Regions from separate parts of the Mus musculus genome. Here all the other regions are linked to region 1. A link is a loop called in an ENCODE intact Hi-C map of the cell type or tissue named here. Cell type or tissue: left cerebral cortex. All regions are shown on one strand. Region 1 holds the start of Spred1 (sprouty protein with EVH-1 domain 1, related sequence). Region 2 has its middle 27 kb from the start of Gm39912. Region 3 holds the start of Gm46758 (a long non-coding RNA gene). Region 4 has its middle 17 kb from the start of Gm25189. Region 5 overlaps Spred1 (sprouty protein with EVH-1 domain 1, related sequence). Region 6 has its middle 59 kb from the start of Gm46758. Region 7 has its middle 23 kb from the start of Gm25189.

Evidence for each region. Peaks named below come from ENCODE experiments on the same cell type or tissue, not always from the same donor. Only the 100,000 strongest peaks of a DNase experiment are listed, where the experiment ranks them.
Region 2: a loop joins it to region 1, with 2.1 times the contacts of the local background. A loop is called at or near these places in 2 of 42 quality-filtered maps.
Region 3: a loop joins it to region 1, with 7 times the contacts of the local background. A loop is called at or near these places in 17 of 42 quality-filtered maps.
Region 4: it touches region 1 in a loop (4-fold over the local background); 9 of 42 quality-filtered maps call a loop at or near these places.
Region 5: a loop joins it to region 1, with 5 times the contacts of the local background. A loop is called at or near these places in 22 of 42 quality-filtered maps.
Region 6: a loop joins it to region 1, with 8 times the contacts of the local background. A loop is called at or near these places in 22 of 42 quality-filtered maps.
Region 7: a loop joins it to region 1, with 3 times the contacts of the local background. A loop is called at or near these places in 8 of 42 quality-filtered maps.

The regions. Positions count from the first base shown.
Region 1 is chr2:117,118,436-117,122,435 of GRCm38, forward strand. It overlaps Spred1 (sprouty protein with EVH-1 domain 1, related sequence), which reads left to right and starts at 2,636. Exons shown (of 7, transcript NM_033524.3): 1 at 2,636-3,321. The coding sequence starts at 3,290. In left cerebral cortex, a CTCF peak has its summit at 1,996; DNase peaks (open chromatin) are centred at 1,086, 1,692, 2,076, 2,322 and 2 more places; H3K4me3 peaks cover 2,912 bases; H3K27ac peaks cover 3,439 bases.
Region 2 is chr2:117,032,544-117,036,543 of GRCm38, forward strand. No RefSeq gene overlaps it. Among named protein-coding and RNA genes, the nearest start is that of Gm39912, 27 kb to the right of the region's middle. In left cerebral cortex, no CTCF peak of the experiment used is centred here; a DNase peak (open chromatin) is centred at 1,577.
Region 3 is chr2:116,913,939-116,917,938 of GRCm38, forward strand. It overlaps Gm46758 (a long non-coding RNA gene), which reads right to left and starts at 2,802. Exons shown (of 4, transcript XR_003953891.1): 1 at 2,415-2,802; 2 at 2,048-2,158. In left cerebral cortex, CTCF peaks have their summits at 399 and 1,914 (motif pointing right); DNase peaks (open chromatin) are centred at 268, 962 and 1,981; H3K27ac peaks cover 2,442 bases.
Region 4 is chr2:117,229,757-117,233,756 of GRCm38, forward strand. No RefSeq gene overlaps it. Among named protein-coding and RNA genes, the nearest start is that of Gm25189, 17 kb to the right of the region's middle. In left cerebral cortex, a CTCF peak has its summit at 1,690 (motif pointing left); DNase peaks (open chromatin) are centred at 632 and 1,695; H3K4me3 peaks cover 538 bases; H3K27ac peaks cover 334 bases.
Region 5 is chr2:117,178,839-117,182,838 of GRCm38, forward strand. Spred1 (sprouty protein with EVH-1 domain 1, related sequence) reads left to right here. Exons shown (of 7, transcript NM_033524.3): 7 at 1-3,441. Among named protein-coding and RNA genes, the nearest start is that of Mir674, 4.3 kb to the right of the region's middle. In left cerebral cortex, a CTCF peak has its summit at 1,875 (motif pointing left); a DNase peak (open chromatin) is centred at 1,854; H3K27ac peaks cover 777 bases.
Region 6 is chr2:116,973,999-116,977,998 of GRCm38, forward strand. No RefSeq gene overlaps it. Among named protein-coding and RNA genes, the nearest start is that of Gm46758, 59 kb to the left of the region's middle. In left cerebral cortex, CTCF peaks have their summits at 1,785 and 2,448; DNase peaks (open chromatin) are centred at 1,222, 1,362, 1,909, 2,503 and 1 more place; H3K4me3 peaks cover 1,447 bases; H3K27ac peaks cover 2,848 bases.
Region 7 is chr2:117,223,575-117,227,574 of GRCm38, forward strand. No RefSeq gene overlaps it. Among named protein-coding and RNA genes, the nearest start is that of Gm25189, 23 kb to the right of the region's middle. In left cerebral cortex, no CTCF peak of the experiment used is centred here; a DNase peak (open chromatin) is centred at 2,368.

The DNA of each region.
Region 1 (4,000 bases):
TTTTCTCATGTATGTATGTATGTATGTATGTATGAATGTATGTATGAATGTATGTATGTATGTATGTATGTATGTATGTGTGTGTACAGCACATTACTTGGTGTAGGATGAAGACAGTTTTCTCATCTTACCCAAAAGTCAGTTCTGATGATTTCTGGGCTGCACAGGAGCCTCAGACAGCTGTGTCTCCTCAAAAGAGAAAGCTGCCTTTGCAAATGGCTACCTTTGTCCTTAATCATAACTCTGATGGTTATCACTGTTGATGGCTTACCAAGGGCCAGGCCATGTGTCTACTGGGGTGCACAGGAAACGACAGATGGTTATTTGTTGAATGACTGAACAATGCCGAGTGCTTTTCAATTAACCTTCACATGCCATCACTTTGACATGGGCTTTAGAACTTCTGTTTTATAAAATTATAGTGAGAACTGGACATACTACCACCTCAGAATTTGTACTAAGTGCTTTATGTGTGTTGCTAGCCCATCAATCCATATAAAAGCTCTGTGAAATAGATGCTTATTAGCCACATAAACTAGACAGAATTTAAGTGAGTTACTTAAGAACAGGCTCTGGGCGATCAAGCTCTCCCCTCCCACCTCAGTACTGGGGATTTAGCCGAGGGTTTCAAGTCTACCTCTTCCCACTCCAACCCCGGGCCTTCCACTACAAGGCTAGAACTTTGGCCCCCTTTTCATTTTAAATTTTTATATTGAGACAGGGTTTTGCTAAATTAAGGAGGCTAGCCTTGAACTGGTTCTGTAACCCAGGCAGACCTTGAACTTGGAATCCTCCTACCCCAGCCTCCACATTAGCTGCCAGTCTGGCCCGGATTTAAACATGAGCGGGCAAAGCCAGTTAGTACCTGGAGAACAGACTAGCACCTACACTCTGGAGTTCAGGTTCTTCACATCCTAAGATCAAGTTCAAAATGGTAGGAGTGGAGATCTCTTCCCACGCTCCACTCACTCACTCCTTTTTCCCATCCCCACTTGTTCCTAAGATGAACAATCCTGCAGACGCGGCTGGAAGTTATATAAAGAAACCTCAGTGATCCACGGTATGGGTTTTTGGTGCACGGCTGGCTGGGTTAGCGCCTTTATTCCTTCGTCAAACACACATTAGGCACTCTTATGTGCACAGTACTGTTAGCACATTAGTGTGTACTCATTCGGAGGAGAGCAGCAATTCTGAGGCTTCCTGGAAACCTTTGGCTGAAGAGTGACGGTTTCCTTAGGAGGCCCGCTGGACTTCTTCCCTTGGAATTGTTCTATCTCTCAAGGTGGCTGGAACAGGAAGCTTCCTTCCCCGGGGGTTAAGTAAACTTGAGAACAAAGTGAAAAGCCTATCGCAAAACCGCCTAGGGAGACGCCACAGGAACTTAGGAGCGCTAGGGAGTCAGTCCCCCAGGCCATCTTGTGTATAAGCTGACTTCTTAGAGACAAGATAATAGAATTTATAGAGCTAGGAGTTCCTAGCCCTCCGGTCACAAAGATCCCAGGCTCCAGCCCTCAACCTTAGAAGGTTCTTGTGCAAAAAAGATCTTTTGGGATGATTGCATACATTGTCCTCTGACAATGCAAACGTGACAGCTGCCTATCCAACAACCGTTCCGCCTCTGTTCGCCAAAGTTCGTGCCACACAGGCTTCTCCTGCGCTATAGTTATGCAACCTCGCTCGCAGCGGGAGTTATTTCCTGTGCTGCTGGATGCGCCAGATTCATGTAACCCGCCTACCCCGGGCTTCAATGGAAGCCGTTCTCCATTAACAAGCACTCGTGCTTCCAGAGATGAATGCCCAGCATTGCATGCTGTTTGCGCAGTGAGGATCGCGCTGCGAGGTATTGAAACCAACTCTTTCTACACACACACACACACACACACACACACACACACACACACACACACACACACACACACATCACACGCACACAACTACCCTTGTGCAAGAAGCAAGGGAACTGCAGCAATGCAACTAGAGGGACAGCAGGAGGAGCTCGCTTTGCAGTCCTGGCCTGTAACCCCCACTAAGAGATGAACTCATGCCAGTTCCATTCTTTGCAAGAAAAACACAACACACGCGCGCGCGTGCACGCGCACTGAGCAGTACGGAGTGGCCTCCCGATTTCTTCCCCGAGCACACGGTGTGCTGCCCGCTTGTCCCGGCAACCCGGATATCCCAGGCCGAGTAACGGGGACTTGAGCGTCGCAACAATGCCAGTCCCGGAGCAGCTCGGCTCACAGCTCCCACCCCCGCCCCCTTTCCTCGGCGTGCCAAGAGTTTGGAGCGCGCGCACGCACACGCGCGCGATGCAGTGCAGCGACATATCCCTCCGCCACCCTCCTCGCCCCGCTCCCGCTGCCCGACGATTTGGGAAGCGAGGGGAGGAGGGAACTACTTTCCTGAAACTTGTTATGCTGCCCACGATCCAGAGCTGCAGTGATTCGACTGCGGGCCGCGGCTTTTAGGTTTCCCCCCGACCCCTCAGAGGCCCCGCGCCTCCGGCTTGCAGCCGCGCCCCACGTCCGCCCAGCCGCACCCGCGCGAGCCCCGGCGGCCCAGAAGTCGCGAGGGACTACTTCGCCTGCCTCTCCCGCGGGCGCCCCCGGTTCGAGCGGCGGAAGGAGCGGGCGGCGTGAGCGCTTCCGCCGCCCCCCTCGCGGCTCCCCTCTCGCGGGCGTGAGGAGCGGGCCGCCGAGCAGCGCTGATCTCGGCCCTCGTCGCCGCCGCTCGGCACTGTGCCCTCGGGCTCCGACGCTCGCCTCGCGCCCTGCCTGCGGCCCCTCAGCTGGAGCGCGTCCGAGGCAGCCCCTGAGGGCCGACCAGGCGCGCCGCGCGGGCAGCCGGCGGCCAGGCGGGAGATGGTGCGCGGCACCTCGGCGGGACCGCGCCGCCTCCCGCAGCCAGCGCTCGGCTGCCCCCCGCCGGCTCCCGCCGCCCGCCCGTCGCCGCGCCCCTGAGAGCAGCACCGCCTCAGCCACCGGCCGCGTCCCCCTCAGCGCCCGCAGTCGCCCGCGCCGTCTCGGCTTCGCACTCGACCTCGGCGCGGCAAACCGCTGGGGTCGCCACGGCCGCGCTTGCTGCCGCCGCCCCCCTGCGGGGGTGGCCGGGCTGCCCGGCTCGCGGGGCACCGCTCCGAGTGAGGCATCCACCATGGTGAGGCCCCCGAGCCGCTGCCCGCGCGCCCCGCCGGCCGTCGTCGCCCGCCGCCCCTCGGTGCCGCCGCTGCCGCTGCTTCCCTGCCTGCTGTTGCTCCTCCATCTCCTGATCGGATCACGGTGAGGGAAAGATGAGCGAGGAGACGGCGACTTCTGACAACGAGTAAGCGAGCCCTGGCCTGGTTGAGCCCGGGGGGCAGCCCCCTCCCCCCAGCCCGTCCCGCCCGGGAGGTGATAGATGCCCGATGTGTCGGGCCATTTTCTTTAATGGCAGCACCCCTTTTCATTCGTGCATTTTCGCCTCTCTGCTTGGGGAAGGGTATCGAGTGCAGTGCAGAGGCGGCGTAGCAGTCGGACGTCTCCGAGACAGAGTAATAATGTGGGTAGCTCAAAGTGGAGTAGAAACTACCCTTTGCCTGCCCTTCACTCCGGCGTCAAACCCGCCCCCCCTCCCCAAACACCTTGAACATCCAGCCACCCTGCCTCTACAGCTATTTCGCTCGGAAACTAATGTGTGGGAGCACCTCCAGCCGCAAACTGCTCTTGAATCCTAATTCGATGACTCAGTGACTCCTAAATACCGATTAAGCCTTCGCCCCCCGCCCCACTTTTTAAACTTATGACCTATACTATTCTAGTAAAAAGATAGGGTTAGGGAAACATTTTAAGAATTAAATAGGATTAAGGACACCTGGAGTGTGGGCGATGTTGAGCTATTGTGTTTTTTTATTATTATTTTTTTAACCTTCGAGAGTATTGAACCCGTCTTAATCAAGAACAGAGTAATTAAAAATTTTGAATGCTAGGGTTTGGCTTCCGTCTGTGATAAAGTACGGTTTACA
Region 2 (4,000 bases), 86 kb before region 1:
CAGATGGGACATCTACTGGCAATTTAATTTCCTTGGTAGAAATTTTCCTTTGAGATTAAGTAGACATTGAGATATTTTTCTTTATCCTTAATATTCCAAAATTCCTTCTGGGGTGAGTTTATTTTATTTGATTTACTTGAGATCTGAAATGTATTTTATACCTAAGGATTCATGTCTCACTTCAACTCAGGAAATTCTCAGCCAATTTTCCTTCAAATGCTGCCTTGAATCTCCTCGTCTATATAAATTGCATTCTCCAAATCTAACCTCCATTTATTTTTAAGGTGTGACTTTCGGCAAGTGCTATTGAAAACCTGAGGCCCAGATAATAGGAGGAAATTTGATTTCTAAGAAATGTGTCTCCAAATGTACAAGGCCTATTGGCTGCCTAGGGGGAGAAGATTTTGTAGTGATCCACAACAAAGTCTATCACTGTGAAATCATAAGGCTAAAGAGATGCTCCTAAAATACGCTTTCTGTGGTACGCTTGCAAATATGGGGACCATAGAGTGTTCGATGGAAAAGAGTCTTTATCTTTCAAAAGGTTAGTTTGCAGAACACTCCAGAAAAGCGCACTTGATCAAAATGCAGAGAACAGGTGACTGTCTGATGTCAGCCCTGATACACCTGCACCTCAGGTGATTGTCTAGTGTCAGCCCCAAAGGATACACCTGCATCTAAGGCTCAGGAACCATAACAGAGGATGGGGCAGAAAGACTGTAAGAGACAGAGAAAAAGGAAGTTTAATGTGAAGTTTTCTTTCCTATAAAGGACAGAAAAGCTATTGTCATCAAACCTCACCATACAGCTCCCTATACAGGAGTGAAACAATGACAGTAATAGGCATGTTACCATGGAAAGGGGACACTCACAGGGCCTCAACCCTAGACAAAGAACTACAGGACACTAGAGAATGCTAAGAGCATAACAGTCTTGTGCAGGAAAAAAAAATCCTTAAATTGGTTATCTAATACCGAGTGGTCAGCCTTGAAATCATACACACACACATACATAGACACACAGAGACATAGACACTCACATTATATAGACTATGCATGGTGTGTGTGTGTGTGTGTGTGTGTGTATACAAATAAAGAAAAAGAAGCCATGCATTTGAGAGGGCTAAACAGGAAGGGTTGGAGAGGGGGAAAGAAGGAGAAAATGATGTAATTATATTATATTTTAAAATATTTACAAGAAAGATAAAGGAATAAAAATAATTTTATTTCAAGCTAGTGTCAGATTCAGCACTAAACTCAAATTTTCCTTTATTTCAACACACTATTCCTCTTAATGCCATTCCATATGTCTTTTGAAAACATTAGAAATATTTTGGCCAGTATGCCATCATCCCTCCTCAGATGATTTTCTGGTCAAACATTGAGAACGTAGATTATTACAGAGTTGTGGGGACCTTCTGAACACAACTGGAAAAGTGAGGGTTAAATGATGACTCAGGCCATATGGTCCATTGGCCCTCCATGGCTGAATCATGAGGGAGCCTGACAAGAACAATTCAATTATGGAGAAAGGCCGGTTCAGTTGAGGAGATGTGCATTTGCTCACAGTATAAGCAAACCCACACAGGTCATCTGTGGGTGGTTACAAAAAAGAAGGAGTTTTGTTTTAACCAGTTTCTTAAGAATTGTGTCTAAGAGCTAATTGTGTCTAAGAGCTAACTGATTTCACTAGAAGAGCCCTTTTTGTGCTGTTAGAAACCTTAAGATCTCTAATCATACATACCAAGGGAGCCTGGTTGGTGGTGCATGTATTTAATCCCAGCACTTGGGAATCAGAGCTGGGTGGAACTCTGTGAGTTCCAGGCCAGTCAGGTCTACAGAGTGAAATTCTGTCTTAAAAAGGAAGGAAGGAAGGAAGGAAGGAAGGAAGGAAGGAAGGAAGGAAGGAAGGAAGGAAGGAAGGATGAGACCAGTGGAGACAGATGACTGGAGTAGGAATAAAACCTAAAGATCCCATGCATAGGGTGGTGATTAACCAAAGCAGATGAACATGCCAAGAATGGGGCGGAGCCGAGTAAGTCATACGTTGCCTTAATCTCCAAGTGGTGGGTAATTTCACATTCCAGTTTGTGTTGTATGTCCATCACTTAGTAGAGATGTCATGGGAAGAGGAGGATTAGTAACTGAGTTGGGATGTACTGTACATTGTATTTTCTATCTCTTTTTACACTATGGAAAGAAGAACTTGCGTAAAAGAAAACACCCCTGTGCTGGCTTGTTTTATATCAACGTGACACAAGCTAAACTCATCTGAGAGGAGGACATCTCAATTAGGAAACCACCTCCGTAAGATCAGGTTGTAGGCAAGCCTGTGGGGCATTTTCTTAATTAGTGATTGATGAAGGAGAAGACAACCCATTGTGGGTGGGGCCATTCCTGGACTGGCTGTCCTGGGATGTATAAGAAGAAGAAGAAGAAGAAGAAGAAGAAGAAGAAGAAGAAGAAGAAGAAGAAGAAGAAGAAGAAGAAGAAAAAGCAGACTGAGCAAAGCCATGAGGAGCAAGCAGCACCCTTCCATGGCTTCTACATCAGCTCCTACTTCCAGGTTTCAGCCCTGCTTGAGTTCTTGTCCTGGGTTCCTTCAGGGATGGTCTGTGATGTGGAAGTGTAAGCCAAAGAAAGCCTTTCCTCCCCAGGTTGCTTTGGTCATGGTTTTCATCAGAGTGATAGTAACCCTGACTAAGACAACCCCATGTTAGTCCTAAGGAGGAGGAAAAAAAAAAAGAGTATACTTGGACTCTATGCACGTGTTTGCAGAAACAGTTCTAAGACAAACAAACACAGATCCTCAGCCTAGTTAAAGGGACCTCACAAGAACAAGTCAGAAGGAGGGGAGAAAGGGCCATTTTAAGCTAAGACTAAAGGAGACATTGAGCATAGACAGCCACATGGGTATGTTCACACAAAGTGGAAACACAGCTTTCATCCTCCTAAGGAAAAAAGAAAAAGGGAAAAAGTGAGATTGGTGTGGGAAAGGAAGCTTGGGGGACATAGAAAAAGGCTCGTACTTGAATGAGCATTAGGGAATGGAATTCAGCAGGTAATAGAAGAAGAACAAATAACAGAATTGATGTACAATGACCAAGGAGGAAATAGAAGGTTTGTGGCCATTTGGGTTTAATTACAAGTCTTTCTTTAGCTGCTCACTGTGGTTAGGAGAAGCAGACAAAAGAGCTGCCTCTGAGGGCAAGAGCAGATGATGAGCAGAGCCAGAAAGAGAGCTGAAGCAGGTTAGCAAGTCTGATGGGCATGACCAGGCAAAATGAACTGTCAAGGGCTGTAACTTCCAGAAGTGGTGGGGGTCAGCTAAAAGAGCAGAACTGAATGTCCCAGGGGGTAGATAAACCAAAGAAAAAGGAAGGCCACCTCCAAAGGAAGCTGACAATATTGCCAGTTACATGATCCAAAGGAATCTAGGAACCTCGAGTCCCATCCAAAGCATGGTCTACAGCCCCAGATCTGTGTAAAAGTGGAGAATGTTTGTCTCCCTTGTAACATTTGGCAGTGTCTGGAGACAGGATTGTCATGTATGGTTTGGGAGAAATTATTCATAATGGGTAAGTAAAGGATAGAGAGGAAAAGGTCAGCCCCACCCCCACCCCAACAAGGCATGACCTACCCCAAAGGCGAATCTTCTGAGTCCTGGGGGTCTCTGAGCAGGACTGTGCCTGGCAAAGCCATGCAGCAACAACCAAGAAAGAGAACCGTGGGCACATTAAGCATTTACTCCTGCGGTCAACGTTCCAGCAGCCCTTCAGCACTTACCATGGCACTCAATCTAAGAGGTTAAAACCGTTAGCCTCACGGTTTATCAGCAGCTCAAGAAGTCAGCTGGGCAAGATGCCACAGGCTTATAATCTCAGCACTTGAGAGAAGGAGTCAGGAGGATCACTGCAAGTTCAAGGCCCCGCTAAGATATCTATTTAAAAAAAGAACTTTCAAGAAGTTTTACTGTTACAACTACTGTTAATTTCTTCTTT
Region 3 (4,000 bases), 200 kb before region 1:
GTGCCTGGGAGGAAAACATCCACGCACATAAAATAAAAATAAATACATCTCTAAAAAATGTTTAGCTTTTTAAGTTGAAAAAAAAAATCACAGAATGAACCACAAGAAGCTTCCTCGGTGCACAAAAAGGAAGCTCAAAAGCCCTTCCGGAATGGAGACTTAACTCTGAGCCGGTGCTCAATGGAACCAAGCCTGGAGCTTGTGACTCGAGAGAAATCTTGTCATAATTCAACAGAACCTAATTTTAGCAGCTTCTGTAGGAGGCAGGGAGGGAAGAGGGGCTGATGAGTCAGACGAGCTTGGGTATATAAAAGGACCAGTGGGAGGAAGATGAGCCAGGACAGGGCCGGGCGGGAGAAGAGCGAATCAAACGCAAAGCTGTTCATCTCTCTGCATCAGACTTCAGCTCTTAAACCCCGGTGGCAATGAAGTGACCGCTAGAGCTTGTTATCATGTATACAAGACCTGCAATACAACACCGGAGGACACACATCGTGGTTGCCTGCCGACAGACGGCTCACAATCTCACGCAGTGTAATCCAGTGAAGCACTGTCTTTAACATGGAATTCATTATTAACTCTCTTTCAAGAAAGACATTTGAGGAGTGCATAAGGCATTAGTGTGTATTTGTGAACAGGAAGCTTTTATACCAATAAAGAGGATGTATCTATTGTTTGGTTTGGTTTGTGCGACTGTATTTGCTACCAAAGGATGTTTTTGGTAAACTAGTGACTTACCTTCTCTTATAAAATCCCATAGGAGTCCCTCCCTGCCCCAGTGCCTTCTGGGATGGGTAAGAGTTCATTGTGTTTATAACCCCTAGGGACTGCTTCCTTTCCTGCCTTCCAGCCTCTATGCGGAGCTCCCCTCCCCTCAGGACCAGATGACTGGGAGCTACACCCACGTCTACAGCCCACTCTTGTTGCCACTGCATTTCTCAAGGAGTCCCAATATGGACCTTACAGCTAACATTTGATGGGCACATCCTGTCCGCTTGTTATTGGTCCTTTCTGCTCACTGTCAGAGCACATTTTGGAGACGGTATCTTCCACTGCTAAATGAATCACACTCAAATTCTATTCTCTTCTTATCCCAAAGAGTTCTTGGATTCTATTCGCATTAATCCCAGTCTGGGCCACCATCAATGTGATGTTAACGTCACAACCACTGACTTCTTCTCCCAGCTTCCAGACATTCTGCTCTCTGGAATTATTCTCCATTTTGCAGCCATAATAATCATTCCAGGTAACCCATCCTCTCTCTCAACCCTGTAGAGCCATCCTCTTGCTCCCCAAGTAAAACCTGAACACTGTAAGAAGAAAGAGAGGCTCATCTTGGTGGGAACGCCATCACCACACTGTCTTTGCACTTACTCTCTACCCACAGCCCTCTCCATCCTAAAGTCTGGACAGAATCTTTACAATATCAGCTTCTTTTTCATGGTACTGATGCCTGGAAGAATAGTCGGCTGCCTCCTCATCCTTCACATCCAGTGGAGATGGCCCCTTTGCAAGGAAACCTCCCTGGTTTACTGAAACGAGTCATGTGCCTTTCTATCTATGCATGTATTGTACAGGTATAGACTCTAATGATTGCTGTGTCTTCTAATTGCTGTATGGAGAGGAGTAACTCAACAAGGAAAGAGGGACTTGAGCAGCTCGCTCTCTCTCTTAGGTTGTCTGTCTTTATTGGAAAGTGAATGAGTCCCACAAAAGGATCCTTCAAACTCTTCTAGAGCAGTTAGTGCCCATTTGAAATATTTCCTGATGAAAATCTCTGGGTCAGCCATTCTTATGGTGCCAGTGCAGAATAAGTACCCAGTGAAAGGAAAAGACACACCTAGAAATGTTCAGTTTTTATGATTCGTACAAGAAATGTTCACCCCAAAAGACTCGTGTGTTGAAGGCTTGATTTCCAGCTGATGGCACTATTGAGAAGGGGTTGGGTTAGAAATGCCCTCACGCCTATTCAGTCAGGATGGACTGTTAAAAACAGGGAGCTCCTTGGAGGGGTACGTATCTGGAAGCATGCTCTTGAAAAGCATACCTTGTCTCCCCCGTATCCCTTGGCTGTCAGCAGCTTTGTCCCTTCCTGTTCTTGCACCATCCTCTTCAGCCTGCTCTTCTGCCACACCCTTCTGCCACGGTGCTCACGGCACTACAAGTCGGAATACAATGGAATCAACTAACCATGAGCTGAGATTTCTGAAGCCACACAGCAAGATAAATCGTTGCCACTTTAAACTGTTTCTCTTTTGTTATTTGTCACAGTGAAAAGAGTCAGGTGGACATAAGGAAACGGTGCCAAGAAACGAAGCTGTTGTGACTATGTCTAGCCACGTTGGAAATGAAATGAGGGGCACTGGGACTTGGGCTAGAGGCCATTTTATTAAGCTGGTAGCAATTTTACTTACGTTTGTTCATGCCTTGAGATTCTGTAGGAGGCCAAATTAAAAGATTATGGACTCATTAATATTGTGAAAGAGATTTCAGGGCAGGGTGCTGTCCAGGCTGAGGCATAGTTGATGCTGACTGCCTTTGTCCAGACTGATGGCAAAACATGGGACCAAAGAGTAGAGCAGAAGGATTTTGAAAACCTGTAGTTGGGGAAAATAAAATGTGGTTCCCAATGAGATTAATTGTACTAAAAATAAGTCACCCACTTTTCACAAGGCAATAGGAAAAGTGCTTTGAGGACATTTCAGAAATTGGCTAAGCCTTACTCAGCATAGGCTCATTTGAAAGACTCCTCTTTAAGAAGTCAGCACTAGGGTACCCTGTTTTCTCAGGATTCGTTTCATAGCCACCCCAACCCCAGAGGCAGCCATGTTCAGAGTAGTCCCGGCTACTACCTGAGCGCCTGAGAGAACTGACTCTCCCATGTGATTCTAGTTCAGCATGAAGTGCCAGGATTTAACACTTACTTTGCTGCATTTGGGTCCAACTTTAGTCCCATGCCTCTTTCCTGTGCCCCAGTACTATCTTTTAGAAAGTGCTATTCTAGAATGAATAAGAGTAATTTCTGGTTTTACAGGAGCTTATACAGAAGCGCCTCAGAGGTGTTGAATACGAGCTTCGCCTTAAGTGTCATGGAGTTTGCACTTGATCTTTTGAGCTGGAAGCGTCTTGGGAATAGACTAACTGTCATTTGCATTAGGAGATTGACATGAGGCTTTGGGGGCCCAGGAGTAGAAAGAACGCTGCGTACGTGACTTTGACTGTTCCTTTAATAAAATGCTCTCACAAAGCCAGTCTAAAGGAGAGAAGGTTCATTGTAGCTTGCAGTTTGAAGATGCAGTCTAGCCTAGCAAGGCAATCATGGCAGCCAAATCGTGGGGTGGTTGATCTCATCCCATCAGCAATCAACCTAGCTTTCTCTCCTTCCTTTAATTCTGTGTAAGACCCCCAGCCCATGGAATGATGCTGTCCATAGTCACAATGAGTCCTCCCACCTCACCGAACCTAATCTAGATAATCCCTCAAAGGCTTGAGCAGAGGCAAGCTCGCAGGTGTCCTGGAAGCTTGTCTCCTGGATGATTCTAGGTATCATAAAGTTAAAAGTAGATATTAACCATCACAAATGTTATGATTTTAATATGAATGTCCACCAAAAAAAGGCTTATGTCGAAGGCTTAGTCTCCATCTGGAGACACTATTGAAGTGATTGGGCTATAAAGGCTCTAATTTTTTGAGTGGACCGAGTTATTGGTGGATGTACATTTGAATGGACACTTAGAACACAGGGCTTAGTTGGGAAAAGTAACTGGAGTGTCTTTGAAGGGTAGTTCTTGCTCAGCTTCCTTCCTGTCTTCTTCTACCCTCGGTCCAAGAGGATAACGGTGTCTCTCCAATACACCTGTCCACCCCTGGTGAGCTGCCTCACCACAGGCCTACAAATGATGGAGACAGCTATTGGTGTGACCTGAAACTTCAGAAGCCGTGAGCCAGGATAAGTGTTTTCACTTGGGTATTTGTCACAGTGCCTAAAAGTAGATAGATG
Region 4 (4,000 bases), 110 kb after region 1:
ATTTATCTTAAAAGAGCCCATTGGTTTGAGTCTCAAAAAGGTCTGAGAATATATATGCCCATGAATGTTAATGAAAGCCTCATGCAAATAACTTTTTCTTGAGAAGTGATACATTTTGAGGATCTGAGCAATATCCCATTCAAACGGAAACTTAGTAGTGAAATGGATTAAAATGGATTAAGTGTGAAATATTTAAGGACAAAAAGGCAGAAAACTATTGGTGTAGGATTTTCTCCCATTACTTTGAAGTTTGATGTTTAGCCTTGGTATAACCCTCACATGAACACACACACACACACACACACACACACACACACACACACACACACACACTGCTTGCTGGCATTTTGCTCCCTCACACATTCAGCTTGAAACTGAAATGTTACCTTATATCTGACATCTCTACATTACCATCACGAGGGAGTCAAATAACATTACACAACACTAAACTTAGAATCGATGTGGACGGCCACGGAGCTGAATTCTTAAAAAGATTACGCTTTGGTTATTCCAGTAGGCCATAAACATCGCTGAAGTGTTACATTTCTAACGTTTTTTATAGTTTTGCCTATTTTAAGATTGCTAGCAGGATTTTCCCCCCCAAATTAAGAACACAGAGCACATCCTTTCAAAATGAGCTCACTGCTTTGCAGAGACAGCCCGGTGGGTCACGTTCCCTCTGCACAAGCACGAGGACCTGCGTATGAATATCCAGTGTCTGCAACAAAAAGCCAGACACAGTGGCACGCCTGTAATCTCAGGACTCTGGGTCAGAGACAGGCAGATGCCCAGTGCTTCCTGGCCAGCCAGTCTAACCTAGTGAATTCCCAGTTCAGTGGAAGATAGGCTCTCATAAAATAAGGGCCAAAAAGATAGAGGAAGACTCTTAACATTGACCTCTAAGCCCGCCTGCACATATACACATACACAACAATAGTGTGATTACATCTTGGGGATACATCTACTTTTCTAGTGTGAACAGAGCTGGAGAGTTTATTGCGTGCGAGTTCACTTCTTGGGTTGAGTTTTCTGTGTGTTGGGCCCATTCCCAGTCGCAGGTTCTAAGCTAAGCACCTGTTAAACCCACAGAAAAGCCAGTCTTGTTTTTTGGACTGATAGACAGGCAGCTGATCTATCTCTGTCTTTCCTCAGCCCTTGACTGTCCTGAGGCAGAGTGAGGTTGTGGCTCTGCCTTCTGTCACGCGTCTCATTGCCCTGCCTTGGCATTTTTGTCCCCAGTGAATGTATTGCGTGCTTCATTTATCTCTTTTGTGACCACGACAGAATTTAGGATAGAGCTTAATGTCCAAGGTAAGACCTTTGCCCTGTCCAGTCATGGAACTCCTTTCAGTTACTGTGGTTTGTTTTCTTAATGTATGATTGCAGCAGTGTTCTCCCATAAATACACGGTTTTGAGAAGAAGCAGAATCCTATAGTTGAGTGGTGGCGCACCTCACAACCCCAGTACTTGGAATGCTGAGACAGGGGGATCAGCTGTAATTTTGAAATCAGCTACATATTGAGTGTCAGGGTGTCATAGCAAGACCCTGTCACAAACAAGCAGACAAATAGACGGACAGACGGACAAACGAGTTGAGAGGGCCAAAATTCAAGTGTAACAGGAAGCATTTGTTGAGCTTCCTTGAATAGTTTAGGACAGATCCCTCTGCGCCTCGGGGTTGTGGCGCCCCCTAGTGGCTTCACGGAGCTCCTTCTTCTAGGTTTCTAGCACCGCAGACTATTATATGATGGGCTTCTCCTCCTACCCGCTGGTTGCATCAGTTTGTCAGAGCAACCTCAGCATGTATTTGAAATCAGTGGGATTCGGAGTTTTCATTCCCTCTTCCACGGCTTTAAATGGAAACAGATCGCAAGGCAAGGAAACCATCGCTCACATCCTTTATTTCCCATGCTGGATGCTCGCTGTCGGAAGATGAATTCTTCCCATATTTTGAGGGAGAGCCCACAATGAGGTAAGGTGCACGGAGCTGTGGAAGAGGGCTTGACCAGGGCAGAGGTCTCCACAGATTCTTGTGAGGATGCCTCTGGGCTGATGCTCCACAGCCACAAGCAGCACAAGATCTCCACAGCCTCTTAACCTCTTGAAGCAACTTGACTCTAGACCGGGGAAGTGAACTCCTTCGATTTATACACAAACCTGCAGAGGGCTAGACACTCTTTTCTCGTTGTAGCTTATGTTTCAGCATAAAGTCTTATGCATAGTATGTGGTTAACAAACCCTAATTGACAAATTAATGACTAGGTTCTTGTGAATAGGTACCTCCCCCCCCCCCCAGCTCCAGTTTAATATGGAAAACCTTTCTCTTGGCTTAACTTTCCTCTAGCATCCCTGTATATGTGCAGGAAGAGTCCTTAGAGAGATAAAAAACTACACTGAATAACAGAGTATTAAGTTTTTTCACCCTTTCAAGGAGGAACAAACTGAATTCTTCAGGTAGATTGTAACTGTTTTGAGGACAACATTGTTTTAATTTCTTTTTTAAAACGATTTTATTTTTTCATTTCATATGTATACACAGTTTTATTCCTGTGTGTATGGGTACCATGTGTGTGCCTGGCCCTCAGAGAAGCCAGAAAAGGCATGTCAGATCCTCTAGGACTGAAGTTACAAACAGTTGTGAGTTGCTGTGTGGGTGCTGGAAACTGAACCCAGGTCCTTTGCAAGAGCATCAAGTGCTCTTAACCACTAAGCTAAGTCCCCAGCCCCTGTTTTAATGTCTGATGGGCTCCGAGGAGCAGCAGTGTTATGGGAGGCCAGGCTCATTCATTCTGGATCTTGTGGAGATCCTAGCACTCTGTGCTTCTGCGACCTGACTCTGCTGGCCCTGAGGAGATGGTGTCTACAGAAAGTCCTTGGGTACATCTAGCAGAAGCAATGAAAATGGGATTTAGCAGAGACCACACTAAGCTTGAAGTGCCTGCCAACTGCAATGACATAGAGTCATAGATGATCCTCAAGTTTTGGGATATTTAAATCTTTTGAGCTATTTTTTGTACTGTTGCTTTCAAAAATCTATAAAAGTTTAACTAGCAGGCTATGAATAAGTGCAACTAAGCTGTAGCCCAAGGCTCAATTCCCACTGAGAAAAAGAGATCCTCCCTTGTGCTACGCATTCCCTGAGCCTGAATGTTCCTGCACTGTGGCATCCTTTCAGCACCCTGTGACTGCCCCTGCACTGTGGGGTCCTCTCAGCATCCTGTCACTGCCCCTGCACTGTGGGGTCCTCTCAGCATCCTGTCACTGCCCCTGCACTGTGAGGTCCTCTCAGCATCCTGTCACTGCCCCTGCACTGTGGGGTCCTCTCAGCATCCTGTCACTGCCCCTGCACTGTGGGGTCCTCTCAGCATCCTGTCACTGCCCTTGCACTGTGGAGTCCTCTCAGCACCCTGTGACTGCCCTTGCACTGTGGAGTCCTCTCAGCATCTTGTCACTGCTCCTACACTGTGGCATCCTCTCAGCATCTTGTCACTGCCCCTGCACTGTGGGGTCCTCTCAGCATCCTGTCATTGCTCCTGCACTGTGGGGTCCTCTCAGCATCCTGTCACTGCTCCTGCACTGTGGAGTCCTCTCAGCATCCTGTCATTGCTCCTGCACTGTGGTGTCCTCTCAGCATCCTGTCACTGCTCCTGCACTGTGGAGTCCTCCCAGCATCCTGTCACTGCTCCTGCACTGTGGGGTCCTCTCAGCATCTTGTCACTGCCCCTGCACTGTGGAGTCCTCTCAGCATCCTGTCACTGCTCCTGCACTGTGGGGTCCTCTCAGCATCCTGTCACTGCCCCTGCACTGTGGAGTCCTCTCAGCATCCTGTCACTGCCCTTGCACTGTGGGGTCCTCTCAGCATCCTGTCACTGCCCCTGCACTGTGGGGTCCTCTCAGCATCCTGTCACTGCCCCTGCACTGTGGGGTCCTCTCAGCATCCTGTCACTGCCCCTGCACTGTGGGGTCCTCTCAGCATCCTGTCACTGCCCTTGCACTGTG
Region 5 (4,000 bases), 60 kb after region 1:
CCAGCAAGTTGTTTTCTTTCAGAGTTTCCTCCTTCAGAGAACTTAACTGCATTTATAAACGTTTTACAAGGCAGAAGCATTAACTGGATAGTTAGTGTGAAACAGTTTCCGCTTGAGATCTCCATTTCTCACTCTGCTGAGCCAGAACTCGCACAGCTGTTTCACTGATTTTCTGTGCTTATTACTCACATAACAATGGTAATTAATACCTTTCAGTTGCATTTTATTATATTTCAGGAGCAAAGTTACTTTGCAGTAACACATATGCAGAATTCTCCCAGGAAAGTATTCAATCCACCATTGTGAATGGAAATCTTATACACCACATTCCTGTCGCAGAGCATTTGTATTATGGGATGTTTGATTTACAAAGTAGTGTGATATGCTCCAGCAAACAGGTTAAAAATACTTTGAGGTCAAATTGTCTTGGTTTTGTTTTTTTAAAGTGTTACTATTAAAACTCTTGTGAGGGATTGTTGCAAAATACTCCCTCAGGAAAGAAAGCAGTGTGCCTTTTTTGCCTTTTTTTTTTAATGGATTAAAGTTTCTGAAGTGATAAAAATGAAAATCACACTACCATTTGAAGTCCATTCTCCAGGTTTTCAGTGTCATTTCTGTGCAGTCAGTTTTATGTGTCACACTTCGGCTTGTGTTGGCTTTCTTCTTTTGCCCCAGATTAAACTGAACAATGTATATATATATAACACTATCTGTCTGTAAAATACTTTTTTTAAGAAAGCATTTATATTTATATGACAGCTTGAACTGACAACATTATGTATATAGATCATCTTGAAGTATTATTTCACATTGAAAAGAAGAAAAATATATTGATAACTATAGATGTTATGAAGAAGAGGCTATTTCTAGTTTTGTACTAAAAATCAATTGGATGAACTAAATCCAAAACCAGACACTGTCGCAGCAATTTTCAGTCTTATTTTTACTGTTTCTACATTGGAGGCTGCTGCACAGATAGATGATCTTCGTCCTTGCTGTTTTCAGAGGAGCTTGGTTTCCTAGAGCAGACTGTTACCTTTCAGGATTCCTTTTTCTTGCTGAAGTAGAGTCCTGGTTTTCCTTATGAGTGATTATCCATATTTGTAAGTTCTGGGTTTGTAATTCAGGTTGGAGCAAGGTGTGAATAACTAAAGAAAATAACTTGCTGGCAATATAGGAAATGCCATGGAAATAAACTGTGTATATACTTCTGAGAAGAACAAAATTAATCATTTTTTTTTTCTGTTAAGCACTAGTCACTATAGTGCATCTCCTGGTTCTGTACTGTATTTTATACGCAACGTACATGCTTTAATATTTTAATGTTTGTGCATTAATATTTTCAGTTTGTTTAACCACTTTGCTGCTAAGATTTTGCCATCCCGTTCCCATTTTTTCCTTTACAATTTTAAACATTTCTCTTCATTAAAAACTATGATAATGAAATTGTTTTTTTTTTAACCTTGGATTTTTGTAATTAGCACACATGAATTCAAGCCAGTCCAGAAAAGAAACTGATGATATAATGTTAATGAGTCTCTTTGTGAATTAGATGGACAGTTTAATCCAATTCCCAACATGTACGTGTAGGTGGATTCAAGAATGATTTCTTGTTCACTGTACAGATTGGGCGCTGCCATTGGGCATTTTCTTTAAAACTTCTCTTTTGTCTAGAATGTAAGCAGATAGCTCAACAAAACTGGTGAAGTAAAAGTAAATATTGAAAATGAAATCATCTGAATAGCGTGACCCAAAAATTCTCCAGCTGGGGGGCCTGTTTGCTCCTGATCTGTAGTTCTCAGAGGATGCTTGCAGCCTGTGGGGAAGCCTTAGATTTCCTGAGCAGTGCTTGCGGAGCTGCAGTGCCACCTGCTGGATGGCTTTAGACCAGCGCTGAAAGATGGAAATGGTGTCTCCAGTAAAGGAGGGCTGTGGGCTGTTCAGGGTGGCCAGTGCCCACCAGAGAAATCGGGGGTGAGGAAAAGCGCTAAGGAGTGTAAGTAAGTCTTTCCCCAAATGCATATGGTTGCTGGAAGAATTGAAGCACTTTTTCCTTACACATCCTGTTTTAAAATATTTATTGAAACTTGGAACTGGCAATCAAACTTATGTATGTACTGAAGCATTTATACAACCAGTTTCTTCAACTCAGAAGCCATTACCAAAATGGTATTCCTATTTTCTTCCCAGTACCAGTCAGGGAGAATTAAAAAAAAAATAAACATAATTACCTGTATTTTATCATGACAACTCCAGAGAGTGTGTATGTTTCTGAGTAGATGTTGATGAGGCAGGACTTAAAATTTAAAGAGAAAAACTTGAAACTACCTATTTTCATTGGTTATTCAGCAGTGCCTAAAATGAGCTTCTGAACTATTACAAATGCACTTTGGATTCATGTGTACAGTGCCATCTGGTTCTCTGGGTCAAACTTGCTTCTCCTCTCCCTCTTTCTTCTCCCGTAACTAAGTGGCACACAGGCATTTCTTAGTGTTCGTGTCGGTCTTCAAAGTGCAGAGAACGTGGTGGAGAGAATTTTATGGATCTTTTTTTTCTGTTAAAATTGAATGTCTGATTATATTTGCAACATGTAACTTGGATTAATGTGTTTTAAAGTAATTTTAATTGTAGTCCAGCAGCACATTGAGCAAGTGTAGCTTTTCTGAAAAGTAACTTGGAGAACTTCAGTTAACCGATAAAACCAACTCATCACTAAATGTCGCTGCTCTTCCTCTTGATTTGATCTAGATCCCACTTCTGCGTCTTACAGGGAACACCAAAAAGTTGCTAGTAAATGATAGTAGAGAAATAGAGGGAGTCAAACAGAAAATATTAAAAATATGCGCACACAGACAAACAGAGGTGATTTATACAAACCAGAATGAAGGTGGGGAGGGAAGGAAAATTACAGGGGGCTTTAAAAGGTACCAGTTACCTAGCAGCTGGGCAATTAGAAACCTTTCAGTTGCTTTGGTACACTGTCATCCATTGTTCCCAAAAGCTAAATTTGCAAAAGCAATTAGTTTTATTTCATTTTTTCAAGAATTTCCTAGTCGAAAGCCTTTGTATTAAAGATGCACAGGTTTTTGTGTGAACAGGTTTTTTTGTGAACAAGTATGTTGTACATTTTTGCTGTTATCTTGACCTCAGAAGTGCCTCACTTGTATATTACCCACCCCACCCCCACCCCCACTAGGAGCCTGCCTGCATCTTTCTAATAAGCAATGGAAGCCCGCTTAACTCCTGTCCTAATGCATCTTCTCACATAGAGCTGACTGGCTGAGAGTTGTGAGTATATCATGTAAATACGCACATAGGAGTTTGTAACTGCTTTTGTTCTGTCATATCATGTAATTGGACGTATCAGATGGTAGACTCTTTGTTTCAGTGATTTCTCCTCCCCTGGAATTACCTGATTAAACCAAATTGTGAAATTTAAAAGGGCTTTTCTCACTTCTTCAGAACATATAGCTGTGTAAGATCCTAATCACTGGAGAAGAAAGCAGGGGAATTGGACACTTTCATCTGAATGTGGTTTCATTCTTATGAGCTGTATCCTCTAACTGAAGGTTTACCTACAGTTCGACTTCATCACCTCACCCTTGATTCCAGATAATTAATTGTTAGTTGTTAGTTTACACAGTTCCTAGTTTGTATCCATGCTGCAGCTGCAACAATTAGCCACCTTAAGGGTGTGTGGCAAATGTTTAACAAACTGAAACTTTGTGTGCAAGTGTGTATGCACTAGGCACTAGCCTTTGTAATACAGGGAGCATTAGGGCAGAATCGATTGTGATAACATCTTGATACCCCAACAATGCTTTTATTAGATTATTGTGTTACAGTTGTAGTTACTTGAAGAATGAACTGTACCCCAGTCATGTACCATGGCACATAGTTGTGATTATTTATAGGCTTTCAGAAAGTTACTTATGCTGTTCACATCAAGTCGGTACCAAGCTTAAGAACAGTTTTAGATCAGGGAAGTTGAATAGGGCAC
Region 6 (4,000 bases), 140 kb before region 1:
TCATTTGCTTCCTGACTGATGGTGTGTGTGTGTGTGTGGTGTGTGCAGAAAAAAAAAAAATCATATATTCCAAGCCCCAAAGAAAAAATATCCTAATAGAAGTATAAGCCAAGCCCCAGGTAACAATCACCATGGAGACACTGGAGTAGCACATGAGCCGCAATGATGCTTACCACGCACAACCATGACTCTGACTGACCATCCTGTTTCCATGGCATGCTTAAAGAGTGAATGATGGACGGGGTACACTCCTCACTGACGTAAAACATGATTCATGTTAGCCAGAACCAACCAACCCCAAACTTGGAAAGAATGAGTCCCCCACCTGAGTGCCTGCTCTCCTCTGGGTCATTTCAGGAAACATTTGAGGCATGTTTGTGCTCTCAAAAATGTTCCCGAACCTTCCCTTCAAACTTCTCAACGTCTTCCTTGCCCAGGAACCACCTTGTGCTCACTACTTCTACTTCTCGTTTGGAATTATACAAAACAAACAAAACAGAGGATCGGACTTCATTCGCTCCTTCATTGAATGTATTTGCCTAGCATAAGTATTGTTAAGGACCTGCTCTGAACACAGAACCTTTCCCATACTTCTAAACAAAACAAAACAAACAAACAACCCCCCCCCCCCCAAAGAGATCATGATGCTCAAGGCAGCACACGCCTGAACTCCAGCACTTGGGAGGTAGAGGCAGGCCGATCCGGAATATACCACCATTCTTGGCCACAGAGGGAAATTCAAGAACCAAGTCTCAGAAACACAACAAACAAAGCAAAGCTACAACAAAAGAATCCTGTTCTCTAGGAAGCACCTGCTGGGGAAGAGACAGACTTAACTCCTAGAGGAAAGAAAGCACTATAAAATCAACTAGAGAACTCAATGAAATCTTTTTATATGGGTGTTACTGGGCCTTCAGTTCACACACTTGCCCCATGGGTATATATATAAGGTGCCCACCTCCAATTTAGAAGGAATTCCATCCTTCTTCACGGAATCAGTTCCTGAGCCTTAAGATTTTCCCCGGTAACAAATGAGAACCGCTGTACCCAGAGCGGCTTTGTGAGTTGCCCAGTCACCCACTTTTCTCCAGGGGGGAAGGAAGAAACTCAAGAGTCTCAAAATAGCCCGGTCCTAGTCCTTCAACAAGTGCAGGTTACATCACTTTACAGGGCTGGTTGTGACATCACTTCTAGACCTGAACGCGGCCCACCCCACCACTGAGAAAATGGAAAATGCTGAGCCGCAGCCTCAGGACTTTTTCATCTAGAGGCAATTTCTGTCTGCCTAAACCTGACTGCAGGGCAGGTGGGTGCAGAGCCCAGCAAAGAAGCCTTTGAAAGCAGGAACCCAGGCTCTGCAGGTCAGCTTGGAGCAAGTCCAAACTGGGTTCTAGCCCGCACACACCCCCGCCCCCTGGTGACAAGCAATCTGTTTATGGGGACACTTTTGTGAGGTTACAGAATCTCTGCAAGAGAGGGAGCGGGTTCTGGCCTGGTTTCTAGGTAACCCGCCACACCAAGGTGCACAAACACGATCGGACAGAGAAGAGGGGTAAAAAGAGAAGCTGGACGGCCAGGGCCCCCTCCCGGGCCGCCGTGAAACGCGCTTTAATTGCTTCAAAGAGCCCTTCTCAATGGGGTTTCAGAGGCGCGGGAGCGGGTCCCCAGCGAGGGCTCCTTTCCGGCTGGCCAGCATTCCTGGGCGCTGCGAGGGGAGAGCCCGCGGCTCATTTCCATGCCTGTCGCATACTGCCTCCGTTGTGCCGGGCCGGGCCGCGAGGGGAGCGCGGCTGGCAGCGAACAAAGCCCCATTCATCCCCGGGGACGGCTTCCTCCCGGACCAGCCGCGGCCGCAGATGGGCTGGCTCGGGCACGCCATCCATCTCCAGGCCGGGGAGCGCGGCCCCGCCCGCGCACAGAGCGGTGATGCAGGGCGCCCCCGGGCTGCCGGACCCAGGCCTCCACGGAGGGGGAGAGGCTGTGCGGGGACAGGCGAACACTGAGGCTTTTCAGTCGGGAAATCCCGTGTCCTCGCCGGCTCCTTGAGAGCGAGGATGTCAGTTTCCACCGCCCTCTTCCCCACTCCGGCCCCCCGGGATGGTACGGTCCGTCTTCCCTGGTTGTGAAGGGACTTTGTTTCTCCTCTGTGGCCTCTGCAGTCCCCACGAAAGGGTCACTTCCTGACTTTTGTGTCTCTTCAATTCAGTGCCTTCAAAGTTCCTCCCCTCTGGTTGTGACTAAGTACATAATTGCGAGGCTTATCCATAAGGTTTTCCAGAATTCAAACATCCCTCCAGGTTAGTCTGGGACTGTAGCTTTGCAATAAACATCTTTTGTGTGTGTGTGTGTGTGTGTGTGTGTGTGTGTGGTTTTTTTTTTTTTTTTTTTTTGTCTTGTTTTGTTTCCTTTCCCTCTCCCCTGCTGGCCTGCGGGGAAACGCACTTGTTCCACAACTGTTTGCAGACTCCATGCGCTTTTCCTTTGGTCCCACGTGTTAGACCCCCCCACCAAAGAAAGCTACAGAACTCTAACGTCAAACAGAAGTGAGGCTAGGTCACTTTTCCTTCACTCTGAGGAAGCCCCTCCAGGCTGAGTTTCACAGCCCAAGACAGAAACAGGCTCCAGACACATTCCTCCCGGGCGGATGCAACAGGGCATGGCAGGATCAAACAGCCACCAGACACTGGAGAGACTGGCTCCAATCTATCCATCTTCCAGATAAGAAACGATAAGATCTGAGAGGGGAAAGGATTTGTTCACCTCAGGCGGAAGCTGGTTCATCTCAGTAAAAGACAAAAACAAAACAAAACAAAACTCAAAAAACACAACAATTAAAAAAAAAAACCTTCAAGAAAAATTATTATTCACCAAGTCAATTTGCTTTTCTGCTTATACTAAAAGAGAGCTCTCCTCCAGTGCAAGGGAATTGCTCCTATGTTTCTTTTACTTCCTGCATTTTGAACACCACTGGCCTCTCTCCAAAACAGACCTCTTTCCTCTCGAGGGGAATGAAAACCTTCAAAATGTTCACAAGCAGATAGAGTGACTCTGCACTCGTTATTTCTGAAGGTATGGGGGTGGGGAGAGAAAATTCCAAGTGCTTTACACAGGGCCTCCCTAATTCCTCACAGTAGGCTCTGAACTGGATTCTATAGCTTCCTCCCTTTCACTGAAAAAAAAGGAAACAAAGCTGAGAGAGACTGAGATTAACATTTTCACATTTTCAGGGTCACACATAGGTTAAATGGCCAAAACTGACTCTGAGCTCTTCCAGGCAGAGACGTTGTTTACACAGCCACAGGGCAACAAACCCGGGTACCGGGAGGCTCTGGGCGGATACCAGGTTGCCGGTGAGAGAACACCTCATCCTACCCAGAGGGGTGAGCTGACAGAGGACTTGATTTACCCGGGAATGCTTCTTCCGGAATGCAAAGTGCTAAATTAATTACCACTCCCTAGGCTGCCTTAGCATTTTCTCTTCCAAGGAATGCTCTGGAAATAATAGTTCCTTGGTTTTCTGTCAGGGAAACCTTGAGTTCAAAGTTCAGGCCTACCATTTCCAAGATGGGAGAGGTTTGAAAAGTTATTTGACTCCTCATCTATTAATCAGAGGAAATAAAAGCCATTTTTGTTCTTGTGAGGATTTAAATGAGCCAGCCCATGTAAATGCTTACCTCCACGTTTTCTTCATTATCATTTATATCAAGTCAGGTAGACAGCATTAAGCTTAATTTAAAGCAAGATTTTCTTTATAACAAAGAGTTACTGCTCACCCATATATATATATATATATATATATATATATATATATATATATGTATATATATATATCCTGTATTCTCTGGAAACTCTACATGGTGTCTCTTCATTCATCCCACAGTGGTTGCCTCAAATGTCGCCAGTCATCATGGCAGAAGGGACAAGAGAACACTGGAAAGTAATTAGAGCAGTAATGAGTGGTCAGATGGAAATACAGAATGACGTCACCCCTCAAAGCTCT
Region 7 (4,000 bases), 110 kb after region 1:
AGCACTTCTTCTAAGGCTCAGGGACCAGAGCCAGCAGATGCCAAGGAAACAGAAATTTCAGGACACAACAGTTGCATCAGCAAGCACAAGACCTGTGCAAGTTCAAACTAGACAGAATCCTAGCGTAGACTATGGGGGTGGTCATGAAGTCCCACTCCTACCTGAGGAGCCATTGGTAGTTAGGAGGGGCCAGGAAAGGAGACTTAGTTTTCATTAAGGGTATGTATGCCCTTGGTAGATCTAACAGGCTCCAGGAGATAGCCACGTGGCCAAGAGTAGATAGGCAGCAGTAGTTGGGTTTGATGAATGAAAAACAAAACCAAACAAAAACCAAGGACACCAAGCCATGTGGGTAGGCAATGGTGTGGATCTAAGAGAAGTTTGGCTGTGGGGTGGGGGTGTGGGGGTGTGAATACAGTCAGAGTGCAATGTGTGGAATTCTCAATGAATTAACAAGCCAAGGAGAACCAGAGTAAGAATGGTCGGATTCTAAGATGTAAAAAAGAAAGATCTCTAAAATTATGGTGCAACCAGCCAACCAAACAACCAAACAACCAACTACAAATGCATTCGATGAAGAAACAAGAGCCCTGAATGAAGCCTGTGCCTGGTGGGACTGATCTGTCAGCCCAGTCCCTTGTGAATACAGGCAGGGAGATCACAAGTTCAAAGCCAGCCTGGGCCACTTAGTGAAACCCTGCCTAAAAGTAAACTTTTTAAAAAGTAAAAAATGATCTGGGACATATATCTATATCTATATTTATATCTATATCTATATCTACATCTACATCTACCTCTCTCTCTCTCTCTCTCTCTCTCTCTCTCTCTCAGTCATCAACCCAGTTTTGTTGAAAAACCAAACTAACAGAACAAAACCAGGGGAGAAAATACAATAGACAACCTAAACCTCCAAGTCCTAAAGGAATCATTGACTCATTATTTACTCATGAAATGTTATTAAGTGCCGAGCATAGAGTGAACATGGCAAAAATTGAAGTAGAGGTGCAGATCACAAACTTGGGATCTTCAAAAATACAGAAAGTGGGCCAGGGAGATGGCTCAGAAGGGAAGCCTGCTCACTGCCATATCTGAGAACCCAAGTTCAATCTTCTCTCCAACAAACCCACGTGGTAGAAGGAGAGAATGGACTTTGTCAATTAAAACAATTACAGAAATAAATACTACTTACTTGTTTATTTTTAAAGAGGCAGTAGTGGCCAAAAATACCCCTAAAATTCCTTATGTGTTTTTATTTATAAATATACTCACATACAGACAAAATTTATCTGTAAGAACCGATGTAAATCAGCCTCTCTTTAAAAAACTTGTTTCTTTCATTCTTTTGAGATTATAATCACACCATTTCTCTCTTCTCTTTCCTTCCTCCAAATCTTCCCATGTACCTCTTCTTTCTCTCTTTCAAGTTCATGGCCTCTGTTTTCATCAATTCTTATACACCCTCCCCAGTCCATACAAAGTTATGTACATGATAAATAAAACCCACTCAGTCCATATAAAGTAAATTGTTGCTCAGTACATATAAGGTTACTTGTAGTTACATAATTTCAGGGCTGGCCATTTGGCATTGGATAACCAATTTAGAGGTTCATTCTTGGAGAAGATGGTTTCTCTTGCTCCCAGCATTCCTTGGTTGCCTCGTCTAGGATTCTTTGCTTGGATTCTTTGTCTAGGGTTGCGGTACTGTGAGATCCACCCTTCTCCGTGTTAGCTTGTCTATTATTGTTGCCTTTGTTGAGGTCTTATTTAGGTAGCCGTGATGATGAGATGCCATGGGTGTGACTTCTCTGACATTTCTAGGAGATCCAAGCCCACAGCAAGCTTCCTGTTCTGGATCTTACAATTTTTCTGCACCTGTTTTCCTTCAATCCTTGAGTCTTATATGCTGGAGTTGTGTTGTACTGTCTGAGTTAGGGCTGCATACCCCATAATTTTGATCAGTTGAGGTTTTCTGTAATGGTCTCTGTATGTTTCAAGAAGACGTTTCTTTGATGTGGAATGAGACTTAAACTGATCTGTGCATATAAGGACAAATATTTAGAATGTACTTGGGAATTATACTTGGCTTAGTTAGGGTTTTACTGCTGGGAACAGACACCATGGCCAAGTCAACAACATTTAATTGGGGCTGGCTTGCTGGTTCAGAGGTTCAGTCCATTATTATCAAGGTGGGAACATGGCATCATCCAGGCAGGCATGGTGCAGACAGAGCTGAGAGTTCTACATCTTCATCTGAAGGCTGCTAGGAGAAGACTGAGTTCCAAGCAGCTAGAATGAGGGTCTTTAAACCCATGCCCACAGTGATACACCTACTCCAACAAGGCCACACCTACACCAACAAGGCCACACCCCTAATAGTGCCGCTCCCTGAGCCAGGCATACCCAAACGATATAGTAAAGTGTATACAGTACTGATATAGTGAAGTGACAGATGTAGGTTCTCCTCCCAGATCTGTGTATGACTCACTAGCCTTGGATAGTTAGCTAGGGTGCCAATACAAGGCACGGGTTCCCTCGTGTTGAGTAGGCCTTAAGTCCAATTAGAAAGTTATTGATTACTGCCAAGGTATGTGTTTGACAGAACGAACCCTTAGGATTATCATGCTATGCTAGTCACTGATGTGGTTCTTAGGTGTCACAGCTGCGTAGGACCTCTGGCTCCTTCCCTCCCTTTGAAGCTTGCGTGGTGTCGTCTGATCCCAGGAATCTAGTCCTCAGGAAGAAGCTTCCAGGTTACATTTAGCTGTGACCCTCCAGGTCATCTGTCCAAACTGCATGGTGCTTTCAGCTATAAGGACTTACCTTCAACCTCTGGGAAGCAACCAGCAGCAATAGCAATAGCCTGTAATGTTTTGACTGTCTCTTGGACAGCTCTGACCAGCACAATCTAAAGGGGGTCTTTTCATGCCAGGTGTTAGGGCATTGTGAGAAAGTCTTCAGCTCTTATGGTGAGCATTGTCAGCCCAGTTGAGAAATTTTCATTTAAAGTATAAATGTATTTGTATACACAGACTTATCTGCATGAAATGCAGTTTTGGGTAAATGGATAATAATATGATTCCTTGTGATTCTTCTAGATATCCTTAGCATCCTCCCAACTTCTGTGTTCATCTCCCGATCCTCCCCAGTTAGTTCAACCCCCCCATAGCCCCCACCACCACCTTCAAGTCACTGCACCCTGTTGTCCTCCTTGCTCTTGTTCCTCCCTCCCTGCCAAGGCCCCACAGTGCTCCATTACTTTCCTGCCTTCTGCAGTTGCTCTAGGTTATGTATTCTCATTTAAAGATTTGGAGCTAGGGACTACAGATGGGAGAGAACATGTGGTGTTTGTCTTCCTGGGTCTGGTTTCCTGTCTTCAGGATGCTCTTTTCCAGTTCCACCCATTTATCCAGCCAGACCATAGCAAAAAGTGGGCAGGGACTGGATGGGCAATGAGGCTGCTAGAGGATACTTCTTAGTGCTCTATGCAGGAAAGTATATGGAGATTTTCTTCATTTGGTGCAACTGTTCTTAATTTATGCTGCTACTAGTTTTCTAATGTTATTTGGTGGTGGTGGCTTGAGGGCATCTTATTTTGAAATATTCCTAAACCCTCATTATTAGTTAGCTACTTCTTACTATAATGAGACAGCTGAGGAAGGGCACTTTATAAAGAAAAAAGGTTCATTTAGTTCACAGATATGGAGGATGGAAGTCAAAAGCACAGGGTTCAGGCTCAGCTGAAGGTCTTGTTGACTGTGCCATGGTATTGTAAAAGGATGTTTATCTGGTCTATGTCCTTCTGTCTTAGTTAGGGGTTTTTATTGTCTGATAAAATACCATGACAAAAAGCAATGTGGAGTGCAAAGAGCTCATTTCACTTCCACTTCCATATTACAGCTCATCATTGAAGTAAGTCAGGGCAGGGACTCAGGCTAGGAACCTGGAGCTAGGAGCTGAGGCAGAGGCCGTGAAGGGGTGCTGCTTACTGCTTTGACCTCCA